Regions from separate parts of the Homo sapiens genome. Here regions 2 and 3 are each linked to region 1. The links are chromatin contacts, found by Hi-C or POLR2A ChIA-PET in ENCODE. All regions are on one chromosome and are shown on one strand. The core of a region is the stretch at or near the end of the contact, and the rest is flanking DNA. Distances in the headings are between cores, read along the strand shown.

Region 1 (3,032 bases), core at 207-2,706:
CTCTGCAATTCATCCTGTTTCTAAACAAACCTAAACTTTAAGATCTTTCTAGGGGCAGAAAGCCCATGAGAAATACAATGGAAGGTAAAGACAATGGGACGGCGGAAGTGGTTGCACCCCGTGCAACCAGCTGCAGAATGAATAGGGAAAACAGCAAAGCTGTACTAGCCTCTGGTTTATCAACTCCAGACCATGAGAAAGATAACTGTAGATACAGTTACACTATGACAAGGCTAAGCACGAATCACCAACATGTTTCCCAAAGTGGGTGGTGGCCCTGAAAGTGTGTTTGCTTGTTAGATGGAATCAAGAGCTAAAATCAAAGGCTACTCCTGAACCGTTTTAGTAAGACCCGAGGTAGGAGTTCAGAAGCCTCAGTCTCAGTCCCCCGTTAAGGAAGCAGTGAATCTCAGACCGAAACATCCTGGCTACAGCTCTTGGCCCTCGTGGTCTGTCATCCCTCTTATTCCTCGACCCTGCCACTCAAGGTTCCTCAGCAAACCTTGCCGGCACAGCCGGTCGCTACACGTCCCCGTTTCCCCCCAACTTGGGTCTGGGCGCCCTCAGCCCATCAAGGGTCCGCTCCTCCGCCCGCCTGCCCCCTCCGTCTCCCTCTATCGCCGGGGCCCAGGGCCCGTCTGCTCGGCGCTCACTTCTTCGTGTAGAGCTCCTCCAGACGGTGCCACACAGCGGGCTGCCCGGGCCCGGAGTTCTGGCTCTGCTGTAGGAAGCCCGGTACGTCCTTCATGACAGCAGGAAGACCCCCGGCACAGAAGAACAACCGGGATGTCAGCACCGCGGGGATGGCTGCCGGAAATGCTCACTCACTTCCGGCGCCGAGCGGCGCGGGGCAGGCTGGGAGCGCCGTAGCAGGCCGGGGGCGGGCCCCGCTGGTTGCTCGGTTACAGCGCGTCTCTGCGCTCCGGACAAAACTCTCCGGCGTTTGCAGCCCACTTCCCGCGCACTTGGCTGTGCCATTGAGGCGTCAAAGAGTGTGGGCGCCTGTGGTCGAACCCGCTACGGACTAGCTTTGTGGTGTCAGCCTTTGTGACCCGGAATTGCTCCTGTCAAATGAGGATCTTCCCAGTAGTGTTTTGCGAGGATTAGGTGTAAATATAATGCCTGACCATAGTAAAAGCGCTCAGAAAGTATTAACTATCACCGCCATCCGGGTTGAAAAAGGTGTGAGCGCAGGGTACAGAAATGCTGGCTCCAGGTTTGACCTCCGGGGCGAGAGATGAGACACCAGACTAGGGAACTTCCTCTACTCGCCTCTACGTCTACCTGGGCGCGCCGGAGGCGTCGGCAAGGAGGCGGGGGCGGGGCGCGGAGGCGGGACCGGGGCGCCGGGGGCGGGGGCGGTAGGCGGAGGCGGGGCTGGGGCGCCGGGGGCGGGGGTGGGAGGCGGAGGCGGGGCCGGGGCGCCGGGGGCGGGGCGAGTCCGGAGGACTCCTTGGACTGCGCGGAACATGGCGTTCTGGGGTTGGCGCGCCGCGGCAGCCCTCCGGCTGTGGGGCCGGGTAGTTGAACGGGTCGAGGCCGGGGGAGGCGTGGGGCCGTTTCAGGCCTGCGGCTGTCGGCTGGTGCTTGGCGGCAGGGACGATGTGAGTGCGGGGCTGAGAGGCAGCCATGGGGCCCGCGGTGAGCCCTTGGACCCGGCGCGCCCCTTGCAGAGGCCTCCCAGACCCGAGGTGCCCAGGGCATTCCGGAGGCAGCCGAGGGCAGCAGCTCCCAGTTTCTTCTTTTCGAGGTATTTTGGGCAAGGACAAGCACTTCTTGCGTGTTCGTTGTCGACACCTCGCCCACTCTTTCTCACCTTGCCGTGTTTCCTTTGCGGCATGTCTGGGAGTTTACGTGCGTTCCAACACCGGGGCCTCCGTCTTTATGCTGATCTGTGGACGTCACTTATGGGGGTTTTGTCGTTTATTTCACCATTCCCTCATTGAAATACGTTCTAACCTTTAGTTATTGTGCATCATGCTGTGGTGAATAACCTTGTTGGCACCTCACTGTTTGCATAAATTCCTAGTACTGGGATTGCTAGGTCCAAAAGTATATGCATTTAACGCTTTAATGATCCCTCATAAATGTTGTGCGGTTAATACTCCCACTGGCATGTGATCGTACCCGTCTCCATAGTAATTGCATCTAAGAACTGAGGCTACATAGGAAAAAATCTTAAGGTCCATGGTTGTTAGGTATCAGATGCCCTATAATGGATGAATATTTAAGTAAATAATGGCACATTGACTTGCTGTCTGACACAACTGCTGAAAATGTTGGTGAAAAGTGAGTCTCGAAGTGGTAGCTCACACTTGTAATACCAGCACTTTCGGAGGCTGAGACGGGGATCGCTCGAGGCCAGGAGTTCAAGAGCAGCCTGGGCAACATAACGAGACCCCCATCTCTACCAAAAATTTAAAAATTAGCCGGGCATGGTGGCGCAAGCCTGTTGTCCCAGTTACTCCTGAGACTAAGGCAAGAGGATCCCTTGAGTCCAGGAGTTCAAGGCTGCAGTGAGCTATGATTGAGCCACTGCACTCCAGCCTGGGTGACAGAGCAAGACTCTTATCTACCTGTGGGAAAAAAAAAAGAAAAAAGTTTAATAGATCCTGAAGAGTTGGCCGGGCGCGGTAGCTCACGCCTGTAATCCCAGCACTTTGGGAGGATGAGACGGGTGGATAACGAGGTCAGGAGTTCGAGACCAGCTGGGCCAACATGGTGAAACCCCATTTCTACTGAAATTACAAAAATTAGCCGGGCGTGGTGGCGGGCGCCTGTAATCCTAGCTACTCAGGAGGCGGAGGCAGGAGAATCACTTGAACCCGGAAGGCAGAGGTTGCAGTGAGCCGAGATGGCACCATTGCACTCCAGCCCGGGCGAAAGAGCAAAAACTCCGTCTCAAAAAAAAACAAAGATCCCGAAGAGTCAGTCGTTCATCCAAGAAGCCCTGACTGAGCTCTTATTCTGTGCCAGACTCTGTTCTAGGTGCTATGGATGGAGCAGGGACCAGGACCTACAAACACGTGGAG
Region 2 (3,033 bases), core at 148-2,647, 540 kb before region 1:
GAGTGCAGTGGCGCAATCTTGGTTCATTGCAACCTCTGCCCCCGCTGGGTTCACGTGATTCTCCCGCCTCAGCCTCCCAAGTAGCTTGGATGACAGGTGCTGCCACTGCTAATTTTTGTATTTTTCTTAGTAGAGACGGGGTTTCACCATCTTGGCCAGGCTGGTCTTGAACTCCTGACCTCGTGATCCACCCGCCTGGGCCTCCCAAAGTGTTGGGATAACAAGCGTGAGCCACCGCGCCCGGCGGAGGCCAGTGGTTTTCAGGGGGTGTGACCCACAGAATTCCTCACCTTGGCTGTTCCCAACCATGACGGTTCCCCTGGTTGGAGCAGAGGCTTGGTGGGACCTTCATACTGGCAGCAGGGGGCCAGGGACCTGGGCGGCCCGCTCGCCTGCTGGCTCTGTCTCAAGCGCCCTTTTGGCCTCAAAGGGTGCCTGCCTGTCTGCCAACCACTCCACGTGGTCTCACCCCCTCCAACTACAGTCTAAGGAAAAACTGCTTCAGGCCAGGCGCGGTGGCTCACGCCTGTAGTCCTCGCACTTTGGGAGGCCAAGGCAGGCAGATCGCTTTAGATCAGGAGTTCGAGACCAGCTTGGACAACACAGTGAGACCCCCTCTCTACCCAAAACACAAAAAAATTAGCTGGGCGTGGTGGAGTGTGCACCTGGGGTCCCGGTTGCTCAACAGGCTGAGGTGGGAGGATCGCTTGAACACGGTAGGCAGACGCTGTAGTGAGCCGAGATCACGCCACTGCACTCCAGAGGCCCTGTCTCAAAAAAAAAAAAAAAAAAAGAAAAACTGCTTCAATTCTCCTCACCAAAGCCAGCACGCCCGAGGTGTCCCCATCTCAGGAAGTGACACTCCGTCCTCCCAGGAGCTCAGCCCGACGCCCCACAACCCTGCAGGCCTCCCCGCGACGCCCCCGTCCTGGGCCGGCGGAGCCCACCCCGCCTCCTGGACCCCGCCGTCCCCCTCCTAGTCTCCGGGGACACCCGGAGCTTCTGACCCCGCAGCCCCCCGGTCTCCCCTGCTCCTCGGGTGTGGCCACCGGAACACCACGGGCACCTTCGCGCCCCGACACCGCCGCCTGGCTCTGCTGATGCCCGCGCCCCCACCCCAGGCCAAGAGCCCTACCCCGCGCGCGCTCAGACTGCGCATGCGGCCGGGGAGGACCCTCGCGACCCTACCTATTGGCCCCTGCCAGGCTCGGATGCCGAACCCGCCGGGGCCAAAGCAGGCGCGACCTGCGACCGCCCGGGCGCGCGGAGCGGCGGGCAGCCCAGCCGACCCGGACCGGGTACGAACGCGCAGGCGCCCAGTCCCACCCGGCTCCGCCCCCGGCCGCCAGGGCACGTGACCCGCGAACTCCCGGGCGCGCCCAGACGCCGCGCACGCGCAGACCCAGCGCCGAGCCCGAGCCATGGCGTCCGAGCGGCTCCCTAACAGGCCCGCCTGTCTGCTCGTGGCCAGCGGCGCCGCCGAAGGTGAGGCCCGGCGGCCGGGGCCAGTGTCCGAAGAGCGTCCGCGAGGGGGCTGCCCGGGGCGGGAGGTTCGGGACACGGTGGGCGCGCGTCACGTGGCGCCGGAGGCCGAGGCCGCTGGGGGCGCCGGGCAGGGGCCGGGGGAGGGCGGAGCGGGGTCGGTGTCGGGATGGAGCTCGGGGCGGGGACGGGGGCGGGGGTGGGGTCGCGGGTTGGTGGGATGGAGCTCGGGGCGGGGTCGGGGGGTCGTGATGGATCCCGGCGCCGCGTCGCTCCTCCGAGTCTCGTCTGCCCGGCGAGGCGGCCCGGGCCCGACGTTTCTAGCGGAGGGAGCCGCGTGCCTGGGCCTGGTCTCTGAGGCCGCTGCGCTGCGAGAGGGGAGCCCGGGTGTGGGGAGGGGCCATTCCGGGAGTTGACCCAGCTCTGAGGTCGGGCGGCCGCGGGGACCCTGACCTTCTGAGCCACCGGCTTCTGAGGAGACCCGGAGCCCCCTCCTGGAGAAGGCGCCCCGCGGCCCCCGTCCTGGGGCAAGGGTACCAGGGCAGTACTGGCCTGGGGCTCACGCGGGTCGGAGCGCAGCGGGGTGCGTCCCCTGGCGCTGAGCCTGCAGGGTCTCAGGGCAGCAGGGGAGGGATGAGCAGCGGAGCACGAGGGTGCCTGGCCTTGTTCTGAGCCTTTTGGAGAGGGAAGTGAGCAGCCCAAGGTCACCGCACCACGGAGAGGTGGGGGCCGGGGTTGCGACCCAGGGGTCTGCCTCTTGAAGTCTGTAGCTCCTCAAGTGTGGACGGGGAGATGGGGCTGTGGGGTTGTGGCGTCACGATGTGCTGAGCTCCAGGGGTCCTGAGTGATGCCCCCAGACTGCGGGTGGGAGGAGCCTCGAGTGGGGTTCAGTCCTGGGGGGGTGGGTTGGGGCTTGTTTCCAGAGCAGGTAGGCGTGAGGAGGTCCGGCATGTTGAGGACGTGGGGTCTTAGCGCCAGCAGGCTGGGGGCAGCACTTCAGGAGGCCGGAAGGGCGGGCAGCTGGGGGAACAGAGCCTGCGGCAGTCTACTGGGCACTTTGTTTTTCCTCGATAAGTGGACATTTTACAGTGAATATGTATTAACTTATATAAGAATGAAGAGTCTGGGCGCAGTGGCTCACGCCTGTAATCCCAGCACTTTGGGAGGCTGAGGCGGGCGGATCACGAGGTCAAGAGATCGAGACCATTCTGGCTAAAACAGTGAAACTCCGTCTCTACTAAAAGTACAAAAATTAGCTGGGCGTGGTGGCACCCTCCTGTAGTCCCAGCTACTCGGGAGGCTGAGGCAGGAGAATTGCTTGAGCCTGGAAGGTGGAGGTTGCAGTGAGCCGAGATCGCACCACTGCACTCCAGCCTGGCGACAGACCGAGACTCCGTCTCAAAAAAAAAAAAAAAAAAAAAAAAAGAATGAAGATAAAAATGAAGCTGAGGGATTGGGCCCCAGAGTTAAAATAAATGTAGAGAGATACAGCTCACGCTACTTTGGAATAAACTTGTAAGTGCTCTCCGGCAGGCAGGGTGGGCGGGGCTG
Region 3 (2,802 bases), core at 303-2,802, 560 kb before region 1:
AGCTTGATTTATTTGTTGGATGGAGAAGCCGTTGGAGGGCGGAGGGTGGTGGGGTAGAGGCCTGGCCCCTGCGGGGAGGGAGGCCTGTGTGCACAGGTGCCCCACATCCTGGTCCTGTCCTCTCCCACTGTGCCTGGGGCCTCCTGTGGGTCCTCATCTTCCTGGGAGGGAGGAGCTGTGCTACAAAGTAACCCACATGGGCTACTTTTTTTTTTTTTTTAAATGGAGTTTCTGTCACCCAGGCTGGAGTGCAGTGGCATGATCTCAGCTCACTGCAACCTCTGCCTCCCAGGTTCAAGCGATTCTGCGTCACCCTCTCAAGTAGCTGGGACTAGGGCACTTGCCACCACGCTGGCTAATTTTTGTATTTTTAGTAGACGGGGTTTCACCATGTTGGCCAGGCTGGTCTCGAACTCCTGACCTTAAGTGATCCGCCTGCCTCGGCCTCCAAAAGTGCTGGGATTGCAGGTGTGAGCCACTGCGCCCAGCCCCAAGTGGGGTGCTTTGGATACAAAGTCGCTGTTCGGCGGGTGGGGTTGTGCCTCCACTTCTCCATTGCGCTGGCCCAGCAGTTCCACGGATCACCTGTGTCTGCCCTGGAGGCCACGCCTCCCCCAGGGCACCCTCATCCACCGGCGCTCTGCCACCTGCCCGCGCCCCGCGGGTCCTTGTGCCTGCAGGGGCCTGAGGCCCGGAAACCAAGAAAGGACCTTGGGGACGCGCGGCCCGGCCTCTGCGCGCAGAACTGCCACCCTGCCCGGGGGAACCCACGGCCAGGGGGCGGGTGGGCGCGTGGCTGTGGCCTGGCTGGGCGCAGTAGCCTCGACGGCCAGGAGGGGGAGCCGAAGCCCGGAGGAGGCCGAGGGCGGAGCGCGCGCGGCGCCGAGCGGACGCGCCTCCCCGCCTAGGTGCTGGCCGAGCGCGGGGCGGGCAGGCGAGCGCGGCGGCGGCGGCGAGCGTGGTGAGTGTCTGCCCGGCGGCTCCCTTCTGCTGCGCCCATCCGAACGCGGCCGGGCTGCGGGGGCGAGAGGTGCTGCGGCGGCCGAGGGAGGTGACAGCTGCCCGAACAACGTGGCCTGGCGGGCGGGAGGGGGGGTCCTGGACCAGCGGATGCTCCGATCCGCGGCTGCTCTGGCGTGAGACGCCGTGCTCGGCCCCGACGGTTCCGGGCGCGCTCCCCGCACATACGTGTCCCCGAGGGTGGGTGTCCGGGGCCCGAGCCCAAGGAAGAAAGGCCGACCCGTGTGGGACGCACACGTGGGAGTTCACCGGACATCTGTGGACACGTGCGTGGCCGGAGTCGCGGTGGCCAGGCGGAGGACGGAGCGGTCGGCTGAGCCCCAGCAGTAGGGCAGGGGCCTGAGCCGGCCTCCGAGCGCAGAGAGCGGCCCCCAACCCGCTTCTCCTTTGTCCTCTGGCCGAGGCATCGCGCAGTTGGAGTCCCCTTCCGGGACCCTCCAGCCAGCAGGATAGAAAGCACCGCCCCAAGAGGACGGGGACAGCGGGAGATTGAATGGGGAGCCGCCGGCCAGACTCGGAGCCTCACCCCCATTGCCTTTCTTGGGGGTAGGAGGAGCCTGGCGGCTTCTTGGGTGGAGGATTTTACCCCTGCAGATTCGGAAGCAGCGGTATCTTCCTGTGGGGTGGTCTCTGCTCTCCTGCTGTCTCCCTGGCTTGCCTGTGGCCTCAGTTCACCTGACTATGAAGGGGGGACAGTGACGGCTCACAGCCCGGGGCCCGGCTGGGGCTGCAGGGTTTCTATAGCAACATCAGTGCAGGGGGAGGGCCCTGGCCAGCTGTCTCATAAACCAGGGGTGGGAACTGCCGAGTGAGGGCAGAGAAAGGCGGGGTTGGCGTTCAGAGGGAACCCCTGCCGGTTCTTCCCCAGGCAGAGCCCCTCACTGTCATCATTCTCCACCCAGAAGCTCCTCTCCGCTGCACTGGGTGACGTGCGGGCCCAGGCCTGCCTCTCCGCCCTGGGATCTCTGGGCCTGCTTCTCTTCTTGGGACGAATGGCCGCTCCCCACCTCGGTCGGCCTGACTTCCAGGATTGCCCCTATCATGCAGGTGTCCTCATCCCAGACTGGAGATAGGCTCCCAGGAGGAAGGGGGTTGCTCAGTCCCTGGAGGGCCAGGGTACACCCCTGGGAGGGACTAGAGTGGAGATGAAGGGCCCAGCGCAGCCCGGAGAGCTGTGGCCAGTCTGCACCCGAAGAGTGGGGCGGCAGGGGTGGGGGGGGCTAGGAGGGATCAGGTAGAAGTTCAGAGGTCAGCTTGTCACCACCACTGGCTGAGGCAGGGAAAGGCAGGTCTGACGGTGAAGCCCTGAGTGGGACGGGTGGTGGGGCAGAGGGCTCTGGGCATGCCAGCTCGTGTGCCCTCTGGACCTGCCAGGTGAGCAGGGCCTGTGGGTGGCAACAGTGGCCTCTGGCACCCAGCTAGCTCTTCCCTGTGGACAGCAGGCCTTTTTTGTGGCCCAGCATGAGGCTTCCCTGACATGCATCTGCCCCTAGCAGACACACATCCCACAGACACGAGTGGGTGTTAGCCCATCTCTGCTCCACAGCACCGGATTCCCTGTCCAGGTACATACAGGGTACCCTGGCCCGGAGAAAGCCTCATTCTCAGAGTACCAGCCCTAGACAGATCCAGGCCAGGAAATGCTATAGGGTTCAACCCACAGGCAGCAGACAGGAACACATGTGTGCTGGGGGTGTGGTGGCCACGCGCTGAGGTCCCTGTCGGTGGGTGGCCTCGCTGTGCCAGGTCAGCCTGAGTCAGACCCACCCCTGCTCATCTCTC

The links. Hi-C counts contacts between places; a loop is a spot of excess contacts on that map. ChIA-PET counts read pairs that join two places held with the same protein, here RNA polymerase II (POLR2A). Pooled maps may share reads with other maps.
Region 2: a loop to region 1 is called in a pooled map, with 8 times the contacts of the local background. The contact joins the promoter of GATD1 here to the promoter of SIRT3 in region 1. A Hi-C loop is called at or near these places in 6 of 50 pooled maps. POLR2A ChIA-PET finds 5 or more read pairs at or near these places in 2 of 52 experiments (Caco-2 and activated CD8-positive, alpha-beta memory T cell).
Region 3: a map of CD4-positive, alpha-beta T cell shows a loop between it and region 1 (3-fold over the local background). The contact joins the promoter of PANO1 here to the promoter of SIRT3 in region 1. A Hi-C loop is called at or near these places in 2 of 168 maps with a recorded cell type or tissue (CD4-positive, alpha-beta T cell and naive thymus-derived CD4-positive, alpha-beta T cell), 3 of 37 single-sample maps with no recorded cell type and 11 of 50 pooled maps. POLR2A ChIA-PET finds 5 or more read pairs at or near these places in 1 of 52 experiments (naive thymus-derived CD4-positive, alpha-beta T cell).

Annotation. Positions count from the first base shown.
Region 1 is chr11:234,766-237,797 of GRCh38, reverse strand. SIRT3 (sirtuin 3) reads left to right here and starts at 1,456. Exons shown (of 7, transcript NM_012239.6): 1 at 1,456-1,750. The coding sequence starts at 1,470. It overlaps PSMD13 (proteasome 26S subunit, non-ATPase 13), which reads right to left and starts at 822. Exons shown (of 13, transcript NM_002817.4): 1 at 654-822. The coding sequence starts at 748. RefSeq lists enhancers at 571-810, 971-1,160 and a silencer at 1,311-1,390.
Region 2 is chr11:775,851-778,883 of GRCh38, reverse strand. It overlaps GATD1 (glutamine amidotransferase class 1 domain containing 1), which reads left to right and starts at 1,397. Exons shown (of 8, transcript NM_182612.4): 1 at 1,397-1,485. The coding sequence starts at 1,422. LOC124900301 reads right to left here and starts at 1,306. Exons shown (of 2, transcript XM_047427954.1): 1 at 1,189-1,306; 2 at 1-767. GATD1-DT (GATD1 divergent transcript) reads right to left here and starts at 1,306. Exons shown (of 2, transcript NR_126343.1): 1 at 1,189-1,306. RefSeq lists silencers at 897-996, 1,047-1,756, 1,767-1,976.
Region 3 is chr11:796,376-799,177 of GRCh38, reverse strand. It overlaps PANO1 (proapoptotic nucleolar protein 1), which reads right to left and starts at 1,552. Exons shown (of 1, transcript XM_034751809.2): 1 at 1-1,552. The coding sequence starts at 1,552. The coding sequence ends at 905. It overlaps SLC25A22 (solute carrier family 25 member 22), which reads left to right and starts at 897. Exons shown (of 10, transcript NM_001191061.2): 1 at 897-961. RefSeq lists a silencer at 523-1,182 and enhancers at 805-1,321, 1,543-1,712, 1,853-1,912, 1,983-2,052, 2,613-2,752 and 1 more.